2 separate regions of the Homo sapiens genome follow, and region 2 is linked to region 1. Evidence: chromatin contacts called from ENCODE Hi-C or POLR2A ChIA-PET data. All regions are on one chromosome and are shown on one strand. Each heading gives the region's core, a stretch centred on a gene start or an enhancer-like site at or near the end of the contact. The rest is flanking DNA. Distances are from core to core; before and after follow the strand shown.

Evidence for each region. A loop is a pair of places that touch in the nucleus more often than their neighbours do. ChIA-PET counts read pairs that join two places held with the same protein, here RNA polymerase II (POLR2A). Pooled maps may share reads with other maps.
Region 2: a loop to region 1 is called in a pooled map, with 4 times the contacts of the local background. The contact joins the promoter of PLCL1 here to the promoter of MOB4 in region 1. A Hi-C loop is called at or near these places in 1 of 37 single-sample maps with no recorded cell type and 10 of 50 pooled maps. POLR2A ChIA-PET finds 5 or more read pairs at or near these places in 3 of 52 experiments (PC-3, T-cell and activated naive CD4-positive, alpha-beta T cell).

The regions. Positions count from the first base shown.
Region 1 is chr2:197,514,029-197,518,292 of GRCh38, forward strand. It overlaps MOB4 (MOB family member 4, phocein), which reads left to right and starts at 2,038. Exons shown (of 8, transcript NM_015387.5): 1 at 2,038-2,118. The coding sequence starts at 2,059. All of the region lies in intron 2 of HSPE1-MOB4 (HSPE1-MOB4 readthrough), which reads left to right. RefSeq lists a silencer at 1,877-2,096.
Region 2 is chr2:197,802,219-197,806,482 of GRCh38, forward strand. PLCL1 (phospholipase C like 1 (inactive)) reads left to right here and starts at 2,375. Exons shown (of 6, transcript NM_006226.4): 1 at 2,375-3,121. The coding sequence starts at 2,882. It overlaps LOC105373828 (a long non-coding RNA gene), which reads right to left and starts at 2,328. Exons shown (of 4, transcript XR_001739850.3): 1 at 1,491-2,328. RefSeq lists a silencer at 2,422-2,551.

The sequences.
Region 1 (4,264 bases), core at 788-3,287:
TTACAGCTCAGGGAAATATCACACAATCTGGGAAATGTAAACGTAATCCTTGCAGTAAGTGAGGCGAGTTATCTATAGACCAAGAGGCCTCCCTGGGACTCTGCTATCTCATAGACCCAACCCATCTCTCTAAGGGAGGCAACATTTACGTGTCACTTGTCCTAGGCTCTCGTTGCATTTAATACAAGTTGAGCATCCATAATCTGAAAAGTCCAGAATCTGAAATGCTCCCAAATCTGAAACTTTGAACATCCACATGATGCCACAGGTGGAAAATTCCATACCTGACCTTCTGTGACCGGTTGCAGTCAAAACTTTGTTTCACGCACAAAATTATTTGAAGTTTTATAGGCGCCTGCCGCCACGCCTGGCTAATTTTTGTATTTTTAGTAGTGATGGGATTTCACCATGTTGGCCAGGCTGGTCTGGAACTCCTGACCTCAAGTGATCTGCCCCCCTCAGCCTCCCAAAGTGCTGGGATTACAGGTGTGAGCCACCGCTCCCGGCCTATTTAAAGTATTGTATAAAAGTAACTTCAGGCTATGTGTGTAAGGTGTATAGGAAACAAATGCATTTCACATTTAAACTTAGGTTCCATCCCCAAGAAATCTCATTATGTATATGCAAATATTCTAAAATCCAAAATAATCAGAAATCTGAAAGTGTTTTGGTCCCAAACTTTAAGATGAGGGGTACTTAACCTGTATAAGAATTTGTGATTTGCACGTCTCTGTTGCTGGAGTCAAGGCAATTTGTAGTGAAGGACTGAGCCTTATCATACTTGTACATTAGTGCCTACCATATAGTGGGGCTTAATGAGTATCTGTTGAACGAATAATCTTTTCATATGTAGACGCTGGTTCTGGGAGGGCAAAATTAAGTCCCTATTCTTGAAGAGTTACCAGTCAATACATCTTCCAGAGAGAACCAACTTCCTGTTGTTAAACCCTTCAATGCCTAGTTCTAAGTCACTGACAATTACTCAGCTAGAGACCCACTCAACCTCTCCTCTCCTCTCAAATTCCATTTCTGGAAGCTGTTACATGGCCCTTCCCTCAGCATTCTCAATACACCTTCTATCTAGGGACACTTGATGTTTTCTTCTTTTGGAAATCATGCTACTGTATGCGTTTTTTACTTTTTGAACTGTCTTCCCATCTGCTATCCCAAGGCCTCCCTCACCCCAGATAAAAGATTCAAGGTTTCTAAGCAGGAAAAAAAGTTTGCGAAAATGCTGTGGTTTCTTAAGAGAGAACACTTAAAATTTGCAACAAAGGAAATGTGGAATCCTGTAAGATGTAAAACCCTCACCACCTGTCAAGGACTACTAATTTCCTCCTCCTGCTTCTGACTTGAAAAACACGAGCTAAATCTGTCTGCCTAACGCACAAAACCAGATGTCCACTCTTCATCTCACATAATTGACATCTGCGTCTTTTATCTACGTAAACAAACTTGTCATTGAAAAAGTCCTTGGCTTTGAAGTCGCCGGATGGCGTAAATAACACTGACACTCAAATCCCCCGTCTGATTTCAGATTGGGTCGATTTCACGCAGGTTCTATAGAATTTGCCAAGACTGCTGGCCTGTTTTCTACCCTGATTCCTTAGGTGGCTTCTGGGACAGAATTACGGTTCTCTAAGTATTTGCTTGCAGGTGGGTTTACTGAAACGGTCGCCACTATACGAAGTTCGTTCTTCCCGTGTAACTAACGAGAGCCCATACCAACGTGCAACGCAGCCGTGCACACTGCCGCAGCGGTCGCTGCGATCACGACCTTTCAAACCGCCCCGCAGCCCTCGCAAAGAGGCTCGTGGCGCCCGCCTTCCGGTGCCTCAGTCCCTGCCAGTAGCCACCCGACGCCGTCCGGCTGTTCCTCGTTCGCCCTCTCCCTCCGCCTAGCCCGCTTCTACCCGGACGGCTCCCGGCGCAGGCTGCAGCTGTTCCGTCAGCTGCCGCTCCTCCTCCCAGACGCAGAGCGCCGCTCTGCCCCGCCCCCCGCGCAGGCTGCCGTCCCTACATCCGGGTACCGACTCCAGCCGCCTAGACGCTGGCACTATGGTCATGGCGGAGGGGACGGCAGTGCTGAGGCGGAACAGGCCGGGCACCAAGGCGCAGGTACCATGTCTGCACTTTTCTTGTCGGGCAACTAGGTGCCGAGCAGTGCTGCGCCCGGAAGCTGGCCGCCACTGCGGGGAGGTTGGGCCGAGGCGGCAGGCGGGCGGGCTGGGGCACTGGTGCCCGGCCTGCTCTTCCGGAGCTGCAGCCCCTCAATTTGGCTGAGGCGGTGGCGGCCGCCGTGAGGCCTGCGGAGCTCCGACCCAGGGGTAGGCGTGAGGGGCGGGTGGGGTCTGCTGGTGGTACCTGCCTGCCGAAGCCCTGGGCTGCGAGCCTGTCAGCAGCAACGGCTTCTTCTCGCCTTGCCCCTGAGCCCCAGCTGACTAGCATTGGAGGGGCGCGACCAGCCTGGTGGAGACCCCCGGGGTTTCCTGAAGGTCGGGGCCGCTGAGGTGGGAGGGGGTGTAAACACAGCCTACCTCGACCCGGCGTCCAGTTCCTACCTGGCCTGGGAAGTACCTACCCGTTTCCTGCCATCCAGCTTGTCTAGCCGGATCCGGGTGCCGATATTCTCCTCCTTGTTTCCCTTTGACCACCTCTCCCTGCCGCTTTCCCTGGAGCTGTTCTCTGGTCCAGCAAGTTTTCATCACTAAGTTGTGACTTGTTAGATGTCATTCCTTGCTAATATGCGTGAAGCATAGTCAGAGAATGAACTGATTATAATTTTGTCAGCTTTTTTGTAGGGCATTATGTGTGGTAAATTGGTGCTTGATTAGGCATTGTTTCTTAGGGTTTGGAAAAGATGGGATGCCTCACATTAAAAATAAATAAATAAAATTGGCATCCAGACTTGAACTGATTAATTGCTAGCCGAAATGGCTTGCTATAGACTAGATGCTCTGAAATCGGAAGAGATGTGTTTATAAAATGTTAAAAAGTGATGCAAATGAAAATTGAAACAAAACAATCGTGGAGCTATGATTGTATGTCTGAGAATAGATTTTAATTTCTTATACAGAATTATGGAAAGAACACCTTTCGAAGGGGGCATACAGGTATTGATTACCTCCCCAGATTCATGTTACAGATAAGGAAACTGAAGCCCAAGAGAATTAAGTGGATTTGCCCAAGGATACATAGTCTCCTGATTCTTAATTCACTGGTGACCTGTTCTCTTTAACAAGCTGCTTCTAGTGCTGAATTTCAGAGAAAATTTTAAAGTCTTATTTTGGAGTCACATTAAGCTGTCAGTTATTCCTACTGACAGTTTTGTTTTCATACTACTGGAAATTTATCCGTTACATATGCTTGCTTTTTACCGTTTCCACACTTTTCTTCCTCATGCTCTTTTCTCAGATACCTTTACATCTTATTCTGTGGAAACATTGTTTCTGATTACATTTTTATGTTCAGAAGTAGACTTTTCTGTTCATATTCTGAGAGTCATCTCATTTATTCATAAGTTCTTAATTTTGAAAGGTTAGAAAATAAAATATTTAATATCGTAACATACTTGCTATGTTGCTGTAAGTCACATAGAAGAAAACTTATTGTCTTTTTTTTTCACATTGTCATGGATCAAGGTTGTTAGATAAAATATAACAGAAAAAGGATAAAAAATGAAAAAGACTGCTTACGCCGTAGTTTGTCCTATCTTGTTTATCACATGAATTTCGTTTAGTGAAATGGATCTGTTCTAAAATGATATATTTAGAACCGTATCTCCTTCCCTATTGGGTCAAAAGAAAAAAAATTAAAAACTATAATAGAGGGCTGGGTGCGGTGGCTCACGCCTGTAATCCCAGCACTTTGGGAGGTGGAGGCAGGCGGATCATCTGAGTTCAGGAGTTCAAGACCAGCCTGGCCAACACGGTGAAACCCCGTCTCTACTAAAAATACAAAAAATTAGCTGGGCGTGGTGGCGGGCGCCTGTAATCCCAGCCACTCGGTAGGCTGAGGCAGGAGAATCGCTTGAACCCGGGAGGCGGAGGTTGCAGTGAGCCGGAATCGCGCCATTGCACTCCAGCCTGGGTAACAAGAGCAAAACTCGGTCTCAAACAAACAAACAAAAAACTATAGGAGAGTAGGTGGAGTATCTTCCTACATTAAAAAAAAAGTTGGTTAGACTGGAATATAGGCACATAGTTGGTTTTCTTTTTTCTTTTTCTTTCTTTCTTTCTTTTTTTTGTTTTTTTCTTGAGACAGA
Region 2 (4,264 bases), core at 1,125-3,624, 290 kb after region 1:
GCTAGTCTCTTTCAGTTTTTGAAGTGGGTCCACAAAGCAGAATCTGCTCCTGGCTAGGAGCAAGTACATAGGAGGGGTTTTTTTTTTTTCAATTGCAAACATGAGTATCAGGAAAAGCCTTCTGAGCTTATGCTGGAACACAACAATATAAACGACTTGCTAGATTAGGGTCCAACTAGTTTATCAAAGCAGAGTAATTTAGACAACAATCTTTACGGATAGAGGCTCAGAGCAAAGGAATCAGAGGGGTGTGTGTGTGTGTGTGTGTGCACTTTCACATGAGGGTGAGAGGGAAGGATGCCAAGGAAGAGAAAAGAGTCCAACTAGACATTGTCTAGTTGAAAGATACAACATTTTGCAAGTTATATGCTGTACTTTCTGGCCTCTGTTTTTTTTTAAATCACTGACCTTGAATGTTTGTTAATAAAGTGATGCTAATTTTAAAATTTGTAAAAATAAATTATTATCATAATGGTACACAAATCTGTAGGATGAGGAACTTATAAATGACATTAATATCCTATAACAAGATAATGAGTGAGATAAAGGCAGTTTTACATTTTTCAGAGGACAACCGAAGAATGGGACTTTTATTAGAGTAACAAAGAAAAATGAAGCACTGACAACTGTAAATGACAGAAGTCAAATGTAATAATAGTTGAATATCAAAGAAAAAAATGATAGCCTAAAATAAGATATATTTCTGAGGATAGCAATTAAAAATATTTCCTATATAGCATAGACAGGAATTCCCTGAACTAAAGGAGATGGAAGACATGTATGGTTGTTTTAAGTCTGGGTACACTTTATTTTCTTCCTCTAGTCTGTGCGTTGTAAAGGCATACCTGTTGAAAAGGAAACTTTTGTTGGGTTACCCCTCCTGTCTTTTAAAGATGAGGGGGAAAAAGAAGCCTTTGCTGTTATGGATGCAGTTCTCAGAATCTCACTAGAGGGTGGTGTTGGTTCTAAAACCAGAGGTCACTGCTACTCTCTACAGTACATTCATTACTAGGCTGCATTTATGTTTAAAGAAAAGGCAAAGTCAAGCCTTCTCAGTATTCCCTAGTAGTTGATAAATGTCAAATCTGAAACCTCCCAAGTGCCCCTGCCAGTTCTGGCTGGTTGTAGCCCAGAGGAGACAGATAAAGTAGTGAAGAGATTATCGGAGGAGTTGGGTGGCTGATTCTAATTTTGGCTCCTGCACTAACTAGTAGACAAGACTCCCTGGGCCTTTGTCTCAACCGTAAAACAAAAATGATGTCCTAGTTGATCCCTAAATCCCCATATATCTCTAAAATTATGAGATTCAAACCAAATTGTTGGTCTAAAATGCTGAATAATTTCTCATGCTGTTAGCCAGACTAAGGAACAAGTAAAATCTCAAATTATTAAATTATTAATAAGATAAAATGTAATGTTATAAGTGAGGTTTAATATAGATTCTAATATCAAAGGAGTTTAAAATTAAAATGCCAAGTCTTTTGTCTTACCAGGGAGCCTTAGGACCATGGTTTGCATCTGAGCATTCTGTGGATAATTTCAGTGACTTAACTCATCATCCAAAGATCTCTCCCTTCTTGGTTGCTAGCTTACTGGAAATGAGCAAAATATGTTTTTATATAGGATTATATAGAGAAAGGAGGCTGAACCATTGTCAAATAGGAATGTTTTAGGATAGAGACTAAACTCCCCACCTGCATTTATCTGACTTGGATTATATCTGTGCTTTTTAAGAGTCAGTCTTCGGAGGGATTTAGTTGGTTCAGTTTCCTTTCACCCTCATCTCTTTCACTGACTCCCTTTCCTTGTTATATTTACTCACACTGCAGAATGACCTTAGAATCCTTTCCTGGAACCTGAAGCAAATTATGGAACCCCAAGATCCCAGTAAACCCTAGTTTATCTCTGCATGGACTTGACTTCTAAGAATTGGCCTGAGAGCCTGCAATTAACCTGTGACCACGCAAAGCTTCACCCCGTCACCCCAAACGCTTAGACATTCATACTCAATACCCACTTTCCTCCAAATTGCTTTGTTTGGCAGAAGAAGGTTTCTTTCTCCCCTCTCCTTCACCCAACCTGGATTTTTGTTGCATCTCAGGCTCATTTCGCAAATCTAAACTTCCTAAAATATACACGGAGCGCCTCCGGGTTTGCACACGCGCGCGCGCGGGTACACCCTGGCTCGAGTACATTAGCCCCGCTGGGCCGGCTCCCAGTTGCAGAACACATTCCATTCTTCGCGCTCGGGCACACCCCTCCGCAGTGAGGATTGGTCGGGCCGAGCCCCCTCGGCGAGGCGAGGCTCCTAAGAGGCCCAGACGCCTGCCAATCCCCAAGGGCTGTCAAAACAAGTCTCCCTCCCTGTCACAACAGAGCTGAGTGGAGGCCGCCGCCGCCGCCGCACTTCCTGGGACCGCTGCGCCGCAGTCCGCGGGCAGGTGGCGGGTGCGCCCGGCCGCAGTCGCCCGGCTCTGGCCCCTATCGGGCCGCCGGCGTCCGGGCTCCAGAGGCCGCCTGGCTGGGCGCCCGGTGCCTTTTGTCTGGCGCAGGGCCGGCGTTTGCATCACATTTCGGATACCTCCCTCTCTTTTTCGCCTCTCCTTCTGCCTCCCGCTCACATCGCCTCCCCACTCCCGCCACCGTCCCCCGCCGGACTGCTAGCCTCCTAGACCGAAGCCCGAGGACGTCTCTGCCCGAGCGATGTCCCCTCTCCAGAAAGTTGCCGCCGCCGCCGCCGCCGCCGCCACTGCCGCCGCTGGGCGGTGAAACAAAGTCTGGCGGGGCCGCCTCCCGGTGCAGGAGCGCACCGGTGCCTAGCGGCTGGACTCCGCTGCCGGGCGTCCCGCTTTCCCCCGGGGAGCCCTAAACGCTCCAGGCCATGGCCGAGGGCGCGGCCGGCAGGGAGGATCCGGCGCCGCCCGACGCGGCGGGGGGCGAAGACGACCCCCGAGTGGGCCCGGATGCCGCCGGGGACTGCGTGACGGCGGCCTCTGGGGGCCGGATGAGGGACCGTCGCAGCGGGGTCGCACTGCCAGGCGCCGCGGGGACCCCAGCGGACAGCGAGGCGGGCCTCCTGGAGGCAGCACGGGCGACCCCCCGGCGCAGCAGCATCATCAAGGTAAGCAAAGCCGCGCCGCACCGGGAGCGTGGCTGTGGGTGATGGGTGGGTCAGGGACCCGGGCAGGATGTGCGGTGTCCGGAGGCATCCGGGCTCAGCATTGTTTTCTCCCACCTCCTTCAACGCCAAACCTTCCTTCCTTATCCGGAGGTTCCCAGACTCAGCTGTCAGCCACGAGACGCACAAGTGACTTTTTCTCCCCACTGACGGCAGAGGAAAAGTTCCGCTCTGCGTCTTTGCGTTCTGATGGATGCTTTCCCTCATTTTCTCTGCAAGCTTCACTAAACCGTTGATGGAGGGAGGAAGGGAGAACTCTGGATAAATGCAGACCCACCGGATGGTTGTGCATTGCTTTCCAATGAAGGGTTAGCTTTTCCCATACAATGAAGAAAATGCACAGCTTACTCTCAAGTGTAAAAAAAGAATCCCTCTAGACTTAAATGATCCCGAAATCCCAAGATGTGTGAACTTTCCCGGTAGGGAGGCAGAGTTTTAAGTGGACCCTGCATCACAGTAAAGAGCAATGCAAGAGCCCAGAGTTTTTGCGCTGCAGAAAGCACAACCGGAAAGCAATCAATCCCCCAAGCATTATCACTGGTCCTTGTGGTTACCACCACATCCAGGGAAAACGCTTCCTGACCCGCTAATCACCTCACAGAATTTCTCTCCATCCATTTGGCAAGGAATTTGTAAACCTCTTTCCTCCCCTTTCTCTTTCCATCTTCCTTCCACTTGGGGCTTGTTTCTTCTGTTCGAGATTTCCTCTTTTGGGAGCATGACTTTGGGGTAAGGTTATTTAGGAAAGAACCCTCGCACAGGCTCTGGAAAAGGGCCTCAGTGTAAATGCATGTGAGTAATCAATCAAATGTATGTCAGATTAAAATTGATTTTGGTGGAGCAGTCAGTATAAAACGATATGTATGTATGTATATATGTAAGTATATATGTGTGTGTGTACATACACACACACACATCCCTCAATGACAATGAAAGATGGACTTTTACTTACTATTGAATTTATTGGGTTCACTAATATATTCAAAAGCTCTGTTCAGGGTTAAGCTGCGTAACCAGTGCATCACGCATGTTGCAAGCTCCCAGCACCAGCTTAGGTAGACTAACCACAGAATGTGGCTCCAGTAA